Regions from separate parts of the Homo sapiens genome. Here region 1 is linked to region 2. The links are chromatin contacts, found by Hi-C or POLR2A ChIA-PET in ENCODE. All regions are on one chromosome and are shown on one strand. Each heading gives the region's core, a stretch centred on a gene start or an enhancer-like site at or near the end of the contact. The rest is flanking DNA. Distances are from core to core; before and after follow the strand shown. Region 1 overlaps TSHZ2 (teashirt zinc finger homeobox 2). Region 2 overlaps NFATC2 (nuclear factor of activated T cells 2).

Evidence for each region. Hi-C counts contacts between places; a loop is a spot of excess contacts on that map. ChIA-PET counts read pairs that join two places held with the same protein, here RNA polymerase II (POLR2A).
Region 1: a loop to region 2 is called in a map with no recorded cell type, with 11 times the contacts of the local background. The contact joins two enhancer-like sites. A Hi-C loop is called at or near these places in 1 of 37 single-sample maps with no recorded cell type. POLR2A ChIA-PET finds 5 or more read pairs at or near these places in 2 of 52 experiments (OCI-LY7 and activated CD4-positive, alpha-beta T cell).

Annotation. Positions count from the first base shown.
Region 1 is chr20:53,156,436-53,160,853 of GRCh38, forward strand. All of the region lies in intron 1 of TSHZ2 (teashirt zinc finger homeobox 2), which reads left to right. Among named protein-coding and RNA genes, the nearest start is that of TSHZ2, 190 kb to the left of the region's middle. RefSeq lists a silencer at 985-1,104. Within about 2 kb of position 1,721, at least 2 of the 41 ENCODE cell types and tissues checked have a DNase peak (open chromatin) inside an H3K27ac peak, as active enhancers do.
Region 2 is chr20:51,530,588-51,535,408 of GRCh38, forward strand. All of the region lies in intron 1 of NFATC2 (nuclear factor of activated T cells 2), which reads right to left. Among named protein-coding and RNA genes, the nearest start is that of NFATC2, 9.7 kb to the right of the region's middle. RefSeq lists enhancers at 624-673, 714-883, 2,315-3,514. Within about 2 kb of position 1,666, at least 24 of the 41 ENCODE cell types and tissues checked have a DNase peak (open chromatin) inside an H3K27ac peak, as active enhancers do.

The sequences.
Region 1 (4,418 bases), core at 471-2,970, 1.6 Mb after region 2:
CATTCAAGTCACACATTCCAGAAGGAGAGCACTTTTGTATGCACCATCTCACTTAAACCTCATAATGACCTTGTGAAACAAGCAGAGCAAAGCTTATCACTCTTTAACCTAAGAAGAAGCTCAAACCAGTTCAGTGATTTTCCCAAGGTTACCCATCCAGCAAATGTCAGGACTAAAACCCAGATCTCATCATGAAGGGCAAACTCCCATGATTCAGAGACGACTGAGGCTTGTGTAGCCCAGAAAGAAAAGAATTGCTCAAGTTTGTCCTACATTTCAGGATGAAAGACCAAATGTCGTGATTTCTACACTGTGCTGAATTAATACTTTTTCTTAATTTTTTTTCTGGCCTACTTCATTTCCCCAATAGGTTATATTCTAAAGGCAGTCAAAGATTATAAGATAACGTTTCTGTAGGTAGGGGGAAATAAGAGCTGTTGAAATGACCTGAGTGTCATCTCTATCTCTGGGGACAGATACCATCTCACGACTTCTATCTGCCTAAGAGAAGTTAAGCAAGAAGGTGCAGAGCTTTATTAAGCAGAGAAACATTAGACCTTTCAGCTGCTTGTGCCATCTAATTACCTGTGACTCCTGGCATCACATGCAAGCTTTATTACTGCATGTGTGAAAACTGCAAGTCCTGCTTTCGTATCTGCCCTTTGAAACTCCTCCAAACATCTACCTCTACTCAATTTTCAGTACAGCTAGAATCTTACCCTCTATGAGCAAAGAAGCTAATTTCTCAATTATGCTTGAAATTTAGTAATTCTAGGAACAATTTTTTTTAGAGCTTAGATCCTTATGGGCGTAAAACACTCTGATTGTGTTTAAGGATTCTACCTTTTATCAGTGTCTCCAGTGGGTTTGAACAGAATTACTTCCTTTGGCAGTTTTCTGGAACTCTCTATAAATTCATTTTACTAATGTTCTGTTGAACAAACCTGTTCTATCCTCCAACATTGAGTTGGTTTTTTTTTTTTTTTTTAGAGACAGGATCTTGCTCTGTTGTCCAGGCTGGAGTGCAGTGGCATGATTGTAGCTCACTGCAGTCTGAAACTCCTGGGCTCAAGCAATCCTCATGCTTTAGCCTTCTGAGTAACTAAGACTACAGGTGCGCACTACCATGCCACGCCCCGAATTGGTATTTTTAAAGAAAGTATTCTCATCATGAAAATTTCTGCTTTGCTATAGGAAGCACTAGATAAAGTTGTTTGGTTAACACCAAGTGAAACTAGTGTTATGTATAGTAATGCATCTCAACATATTTACTCTATTTGATAATGAAACTGATTTACTTCTGCTTTTAGAGAGAGGGAGAGATGAATGGATGGTTCCTTGAGTGTTCTTCATGTATTTATTTATTTATTCAACTCACATACATTAAATACCTACTTTATGTTTCCTAGGCATTTGGGGGTCGCAATAAAGAGTAGTAAAGGTTCCTGACCTCAAGAAGGTTATACTCTAAAGGGAAAGAGTGGTGGGCAGTCACAGCCACAAACCAATGAATTTCAGGTAGTGAACACTGTCATACAGAGAGAAACTGAGAAATTTGAGTGGGGGATTGTGAATTGCTGCTGCCTTGGGTGGATTAGTCAAGGAAGATCTCATTTGAGGAGGCGATATTTGAACAAGATCTGAATGAAGTGAGGAAGGAAGCTGTGGGGCCGTGGAGGGAACAGTGTCCCAGGTGGAAGAAAACAGCCAAGACCCGGAAGTCACCATGGGCTTTAGAGACAGCAAGGAGACCCGGATGTCTGGAGCCGAATGAGGAAGGCAAAAGTGGAAGAGGCCACCAGGGGGCAGACTGTGCAGAACCTATGGGACTTCATAAGGACTTTGGATTTCACTGGAAGAGTAATGGATGAGGCTAGAAGGTTTGGGGCAGGAGAAAAGCATCATCTGACTTACCTGTGAGCAGGTTGACTGCACACCGGTGGATGGACCGTGGTGGGGGTGAGCTGGGAGCAGGCAGGCAGGACAGGGCTGTGGCAGTCGGTAGTGGCTGTGGCTGGGCTGATAGTGGTGGGCTGATAGTGGTGGAGGTTGTGAGAAATGGTTGGATTGTGGGTTAATTTTTGAAGTTTGAGCCTATCAGTGGGAGAACAGGACACTAAGAAGGACAGAGTAAGTGGCGTGTCCTTTAAATGAGATGATCTCAATATCCCCAGAAAGTGGCTCCTGTTTTTACTCTATCAACATCCATTTCCAAGACCCTGCCTCATTGCCTGTCAGAGTGTCGGGCCCTGGAACGCTCCAGCTGTGATAATGTCGTGGCCCTCAAGGACCACCCCCTCCCCAACCATGGAGGGACAAGCTAAATCCCTCCTTCATCACCACCGCCTGTTCCAGGCCACCATGGGTGCACACCCAGACTTCCTGTAGTAGTTTCTCCCATGGCCTCCCTGGCTGGTCTTTGCCTCACCTGCCCACTTTGCACACAAAAGCCACAACAATCTTTCTTTAAACCTTAAAACATTCTTTACATTGACTCTCCCTCTTTTCCTTCATTACATTTATTTTTAAAAGAAATTTTATTTCATAACTATACAGGGAAAATTAGCAGAACTGACGACAGATAGAAAGTAAACATGAAAACAAATACGATAGGTACAAAACAAGGTTGTCGAATTCCAGCTCATTTATTTGACAGCCTCTTACCCTCACAACCATGCTTTGTTATGACCATTATCTCATTTTAATCCTAAGTAAACTGAGTCCCAGAGAGATCAATTGATGTGCCAAAGTTCATAAAGCAAGGCAGGGAATGTACCACCCTAGTTTCCAGAGTTAAATGCCAGGCTGAGCCTGTGTTTTTGTCTTTTCCTCATCCTCTATAGTGGAGTCAGCAAAGTACAGCTCATGGGCCAAGTCCAGCCCAACATCTGTTTTTGGAAATAAAGTTTTATTGGCACACAGCCACTCTTATTTGTTGACGTATTGTCTGTGGCAGCTTCTGTACTATAATGGCAGAATTGAGTAGGTGCTACAGAGACCATGTGACCCTCAAAGCCTGAAATATTTATTATCAGGCCCTTTATAGAAAAAGTTTGCCAACCCATGTTCTAGATAGAAAAAAAAATGAAGTACATCAAAGAGAATAAGTTATAGTTCATGGAACACACATAATGTCTATTCTTCCCATGACTGCAACAAAATGTCAGTTAAAGAGAAATAAATGTTTTTTCAATGAATGATTTAAAAAACAGGAGTTAAAAAAAAAAAACAGGAAAACACTTAAGTGACCAAAGTCAATAAGTTTTCTATTGTTCAAAATAGGAATTGCTCTTATGACTTTATTCTTTCAGTTGATTCTGACAGTAAATTTATTCATTCATTTTTTTCATTCATTTGACAAATATTTATTTAATGTCTATACCATACTAAGCCAGTACCTGTAATAGCAACAGCATGTTCCATGCTGAGCAAATCTGACATTTTTCTTGCCTGAACATTGCTCACCTCTGGTGATAGACACAGTTGTTAGTCAAATAATTATAAAATTTGACTAGTCAGGGAAGTTGGAGGAGGCTTTCCTGAGGACGTTGTGTTTGAGGTAGGAGCTGAATGATGAGCAGGTGAAGAGGAGAGGGAAGTCCATCATCCCAGAAGGGAGGGTCCACATATGAAAAGGCCCAGTGGTAGGAGGGCACATAGTAGGCCCTAGGAAATTCAAAGCAAGATGCCTGTATGTCTGAAGAACAGAATGCAGGAGGGGCACATGGGAGAGAGGAGATTGGGGAGGCAGGTATCTCTGACCATACTGGGCTAAGAATTTCATGTTAAAGAGTTATTCTCCATCCTAAGAAAATGGAAAACATTGAAAGGGCTAAAGGGGGTGGTAGTTTTTTATGGGATGATCTTTCACCTTCATGGGTTCAGGAGTCCACATCAAATCCCTTATGGCTATGCCGAGTCTAATCCCTAGTCGTGCAAAGTATCTCTTCTCTGTGTTCCATAATCATCTGTTGTTCAGTTCAGGCATTTACAGTATTGCTGGAGCCAAGTAAAGCATGCACAAGTGCAGTAATAAGACAGACATTTTCAGGGCCGGGGGCAGTGGCTCATGCCTGTAATTCCAGCACTTTGGGAGGCTGAGGTAGACAGATCACTTGAGACCAGGAGTTCAAGACCAGCCTGACCAACATGACAAAACCCTGTCCCTACTAAAAATACAAAAATTAACTTGGCATGGTGGTGCACACCTAAGGCATGAGAATCTCTTAAACCCGGGAGGTGGAGGTTGCAGTGAGCTGAGATTGTGCCACTGCACTGCAGCCTGGGTGACAGGGCAAGACTCTGTCTCCAAAAAAAAAAAAAAAAAAGACATTTCAGTTTGCCCTTTCTAGATGAACCATGTGGCAAACTACACCTCTGGAAACATTTTTCTTTTGCTCACCATAGGCCCATCTTCT
Region 2 (4,821 bases), core at 416-2,915:
ACCTGGCCTGCATACGAAGCATCAGTACCAAAGGGAGGAAGAAGATAGAAGCAGGGATGGGGGATTCAGAGGTTGCTGCTCAAGGGCCTCTGTACCTCCATGTCACGCACATGCTGTTCCCCTTACCCAGAACTCCCTTCCATACCTCCCGACCTTACATCTCCTAACAAGCCACTATTTATCCATCATGACTTGACCTGAGCCACCCCCTCCTGGAGGCCCTCCCTGTTTCCCCAGGCTGGATCAGGCAGCTCTTCTACACTCCCAGGTCCCACAGAGTCCCACATTGAAGTCTATCTATGGATTCACTCGTCTGTCTACCCTCTAGACTCTGAGGTTCTTAGAGGCAGATAGGAGTCTTACATCAATAATTATTATGAAGATGATTATAATGCAGAAAAAGCAGCTAAAATATATTGAGAACTTACATGCTAGGCATTGTTATAAGCACATTACATGTAGTAAATTACTTGATCCTCACAGCCACCTACCCACTGGATGCCAATAGCAGCTGCCCTGTCCCTCTCCCCGTTGTGGCAACCAAAAATGTCTCCAGGCATCGCCAAACATCTCCTGCCAGGCAGGCTCGCCCCCAGCTGAGAACCACGGCTCCTGGCTTTAGAGCCCCAGCATGGCACAGGAGGCCTGCGCACAGCAGAGGCCCAAAGACTGCTGGAAGCATCAACTCATGACTCACGCCCTCAACCTGAACTGATTCAGAAATGAGACATCTTCTCACTCTCAGCCCTGGCAGGTGACGCTCATCTCTGTGGCAGACACCTGAAAGTTCTCATTCTTATCACCCCTCCTTTCATCAAGTTCCTGGGTGCTTACCCAATAGGTAGGCCCTGTGAATATGTGGAGAAATCTCTGGCCACTCCCAAAAACTACAGGACAAGATTGCTGGGGAGGCCAGTTCAGCCCTCCTCTTTGCCCCACCAAGCAAGAGCTCTACGCTGAGATCCAGGTCTCAGTCAACAGAGGGTAGCACGGGGTTAGGGGACTCCAGATCCACTCCCACCCCCGGCTGTGAGACTTGGGGAAACTCCATGTCCTCATGTGTGACACGGGGTGATGACACTGGTGATGATACAAGCCTGTCGGTTTCCCTAACCTATGCAAAGCCCAAGACACACAGAATCAATACCCAGTAAATGGGGCCTACTGGATTATTATTGAAAGAACAATCTTTTCGGTGACAATTCTGCCCTTTCCCTGCTATAGTTAGTCTATTTTACAACAACTTGAACGCACTAGTCCCCAACCCCTTCGAAAGCATTACGAAAAAAAGGAAGACATTTTTATAAAAATAAAATGGGTTGGTCAGCACTTTAGGAATTCTCTTTTTACCTCAGATCCTGCTGACCTTCAGAAAATGTGTGGAGGAGGTAAAACGTGCTTCCAACACCCTCTCCATTCCACACTTTGTACTTTTCCTCCCAGGCTACCTGGCAGTGGATCGACTAAATCTTACTAAAGTGTTAGTGGGTCAGTGAGCCGCTTGTCATAATCAAAATACTAGCACATCTATACCACTTACTTTATATCGAGAACTGTACGCATCTAGTGTATGTTCATATTTGTCTCACAAGAACCCTATGAAGCAGCTGATATCGTTTCCCCATTTTATATAGGGGGAAAATGAGGCTCAGAGAGGGTGAGTAATTTGCCCAAGGTCACACAGCTTCTAAGTAGCAGAGCCAAGATTCATTCTCAGGCAACCTGGCTCCTCCACCCCCCTAACCACTACTTTATCCTGCATCTCAGGAAAGAGGTGATTTCCTGGATGGCGACACCCTGACCCTGACACAGGGAAGCAAGGATCCCCCCCGGAAAAGAAATCACTCTGGGGGCCTCATCATTTCACTCGGGAGGTGGGCTGCCCCTGACAACTGAAGACACAGATTCCTTTCTTCGGGAATGTTCACAGTCTCTCCTTTTGCCCCAGGATTGAGTCAAAGATTATTTTAAAAATCCACTCAGGCCACACAGTGGTCCCCGCCAGCGCCTCTCCCCCTGGAAGCTCTGTGAGCCTGTTGCTCACCCTCGCAGACGGACACACAGCCAAGTCTGAGGTGGCCGCTCGCTCAGCGCCAACCCGCCAGCCAACAGATCACTTTTGAAAAAAGGAACAGCAAGAGAACATCTTCTCTGCCTAGAACTGCAGGCGGGTGGAATTTTCGGGAAGCAGAATCGTATGACCAAAATAGAAACCCAGCTAGGGAACCTCTGAGAGGCAGCCGTCCTTGGGGGGCACAGGGAGGGGCAGAGGCAAATGGAGCTTTCAGGCTTGAGTGGCTGGGAAGAGAGAAGCAGGGCCTGGCCTGGGGGCTGGATGCCCCTCCGATGGGCAGCAGGGCCACAGGGCTCCACTGATCCCTGGCCAAGCTGATCCGACCCACGGCTTGATGAGCTCACCCCGATGCCGAGGTGGCGTGAGTCCCAGGGCCTGGGTTTGGGACATGACAGTCTGTCGCCAAGGCAGCACTTAGGATGCCACAGCTGGCACCGCAGATCTGTAGCCGGAGGAAAGGGGAGCAGACAGAGAGGCAAACCTCGCCTCCTGCCACTCGCCCCGACAACTCTCATAACTTCCTGCCCATCAGGGGCCACAAAGAATCCCAAAACAGAGCAGGAAGGTGGACAGATTCTTCATCCGGCAGGTGTGCACAACCTAGAGAAAGAACCCCTTTGAAAAGCAATGGGTTGCCTCCAAATAACAAATCTGACACTCAGCAAACTTTCTGACAAGCCCCCAGACCACTGCTGCCCACGCCCCACCCAGTCACACACATACACCACCTAACAGTAAGTAGATTCTCAATCAATGAATCATGTGTATTAATGACCAGAGTCAGGTTGTCACACCCTTCGTTCGGAGGTGACACATACAGACACAGGCCTGAAAGTCGAGAAATTCCATCTGGATAAATCAGGTCCAGAAATGCCAAAAAGGAAAGGGAGGACATTTGCCATCCTGTCTCGTCCATGGAACCACTGGAAAAAGTCATCCTGAAGGCGATGTCTTTGCTGACCTTGCCCCAGCTAAGACAGCTGTCTGCCTTCCCCAGACGGGGCTGAAAGAAGGACTCAGTGGTGCCTTCCAGGCAGGCTGCCGCAAGGCCAGGCGCCCAGGACACAGGACTGAGGTGATCCACAAGCAATGAGGCTTGCAGACTGGCTCTGGCATGACCGCTTGCAAAAACACACGAACCCACGCGCTGACACGTATTGCTTTTGGATAGGGGTGGAGAAATGTATGGAATCTGCAACCCGCAGGCCTCAAGGTCACCTTTTAGATGGGGGCAGCAGGGCCCAGGCATGTGGCACACATAAGGACTCATCTCCATCTTCAAATCTGGATGGGAAGAACTGTCTCTTGCTGGTTTCAAGCCATTTCCTGGGGCCCTCCTGCCTTGGAGAATTCCAGAGATATTCCTATTTTTAGTCATTCTAATAGCTTATGTCCACTGTGCCGCAAGCTTTCACGTGTACGCTCCCCTGTTCTCTCTGCAGTTTACATAAACCCCTGGAGATAGCTACTCCGAACACCTCTGTGTTAGAGATGGGGAAATTGAGGCTTGGGGTGCAGGGAAATTCCCAAGACCACAAAAAGTCAGGGCAAAGCTTGCATTCAATTTCAGGGTGGGGGCTGCAGCGGGGGCCAGGGGGAGGGGCAGTGCACAGGGGGAAGGGCTGTACATGTGTAGCATGCACGTGTGTCTATACAAGATCTGCAGATTCCATCAGTTTTGTTTGTTTTTGAGACAGAGTCTCACTCTTGTAGCACAGGCTACAGTGCAGTGGCGCAATCTCAGCTCACTGCAACCTCTGCCTCCAGGGTTCAAGCAATTCTCCTGCCTCAGCCTCCCTAGTAGCTGGAATTACAGGTGCCTGCCACCATGCCCAGCTAATTTTTGTATTTTTAGTAGAGACAGGATTTCACCATGTTGCCCAGGCTGGTCTCGAACTCCTGACCTTAGGTGATCCACCCACCTCGGCCTCCCAGTGCTGGGATTAGAGGCCTGAGCCACTGAGCCCGGCCTTCATTAATTTTTAAAATATGCATCACTTACATGAAGTAAAATGCACAAATATTTCACATACATCTTGTGCCTTTGCATATATATACACACACTCGAACATTTCAAGTCCCCCAGAGGGTTCTCTGTGGCCCCCCTGAAGCCAGACACCCTCGCCCAGGAAGAACCACTCCCTGACTTTTCTCACCATATGCTGGGTTTGACTGTTCTCGAATGTCCCATAAATAAAATCATACAGGATGTATATGTCTCACTTATTTGGCTCAGCAGAATGTCTGAGCTTCACCCACATTGTGTGCAGTAGTCCTTTCTTTTTTATTGCTGTGTACTATTTCACTGTCAAATCCACCACAATTTATCCAATCACCTTGCTGAACTCCCTCCGTTTTTAAAGCATTTGAGATTAAACTCGTGATTTAGCAAGGTCTGCGTCTAACAGAAGAGAGTTCAATGCATGACAGAGAACAGACCTCAGAGTGGCTTCCTCACCAAAAGGAGAAGGAAAGATTTGGTCAGAAGAGTTCCCCAGAAATAGACTTCAGATAATCCTCCTGCAACAGGACTCGCCAGGGCTAAACCCACCCACTCTGTCAAAGGCCTGCAGAAGATGACATGAGCAGGGGAACATCCCTTCTTTCCATCCTCTGCCCAACTTAGCAAACAGTCCCTCTCTCCGACCAGCCACCTCTGCGAGTTTGGTCTCTTACTGATCCCCACATCCCCTCGCACAGCCTGAAAGGCTGATTTCCATTTTTCTTTCAGCCAACCTAAAATCCAA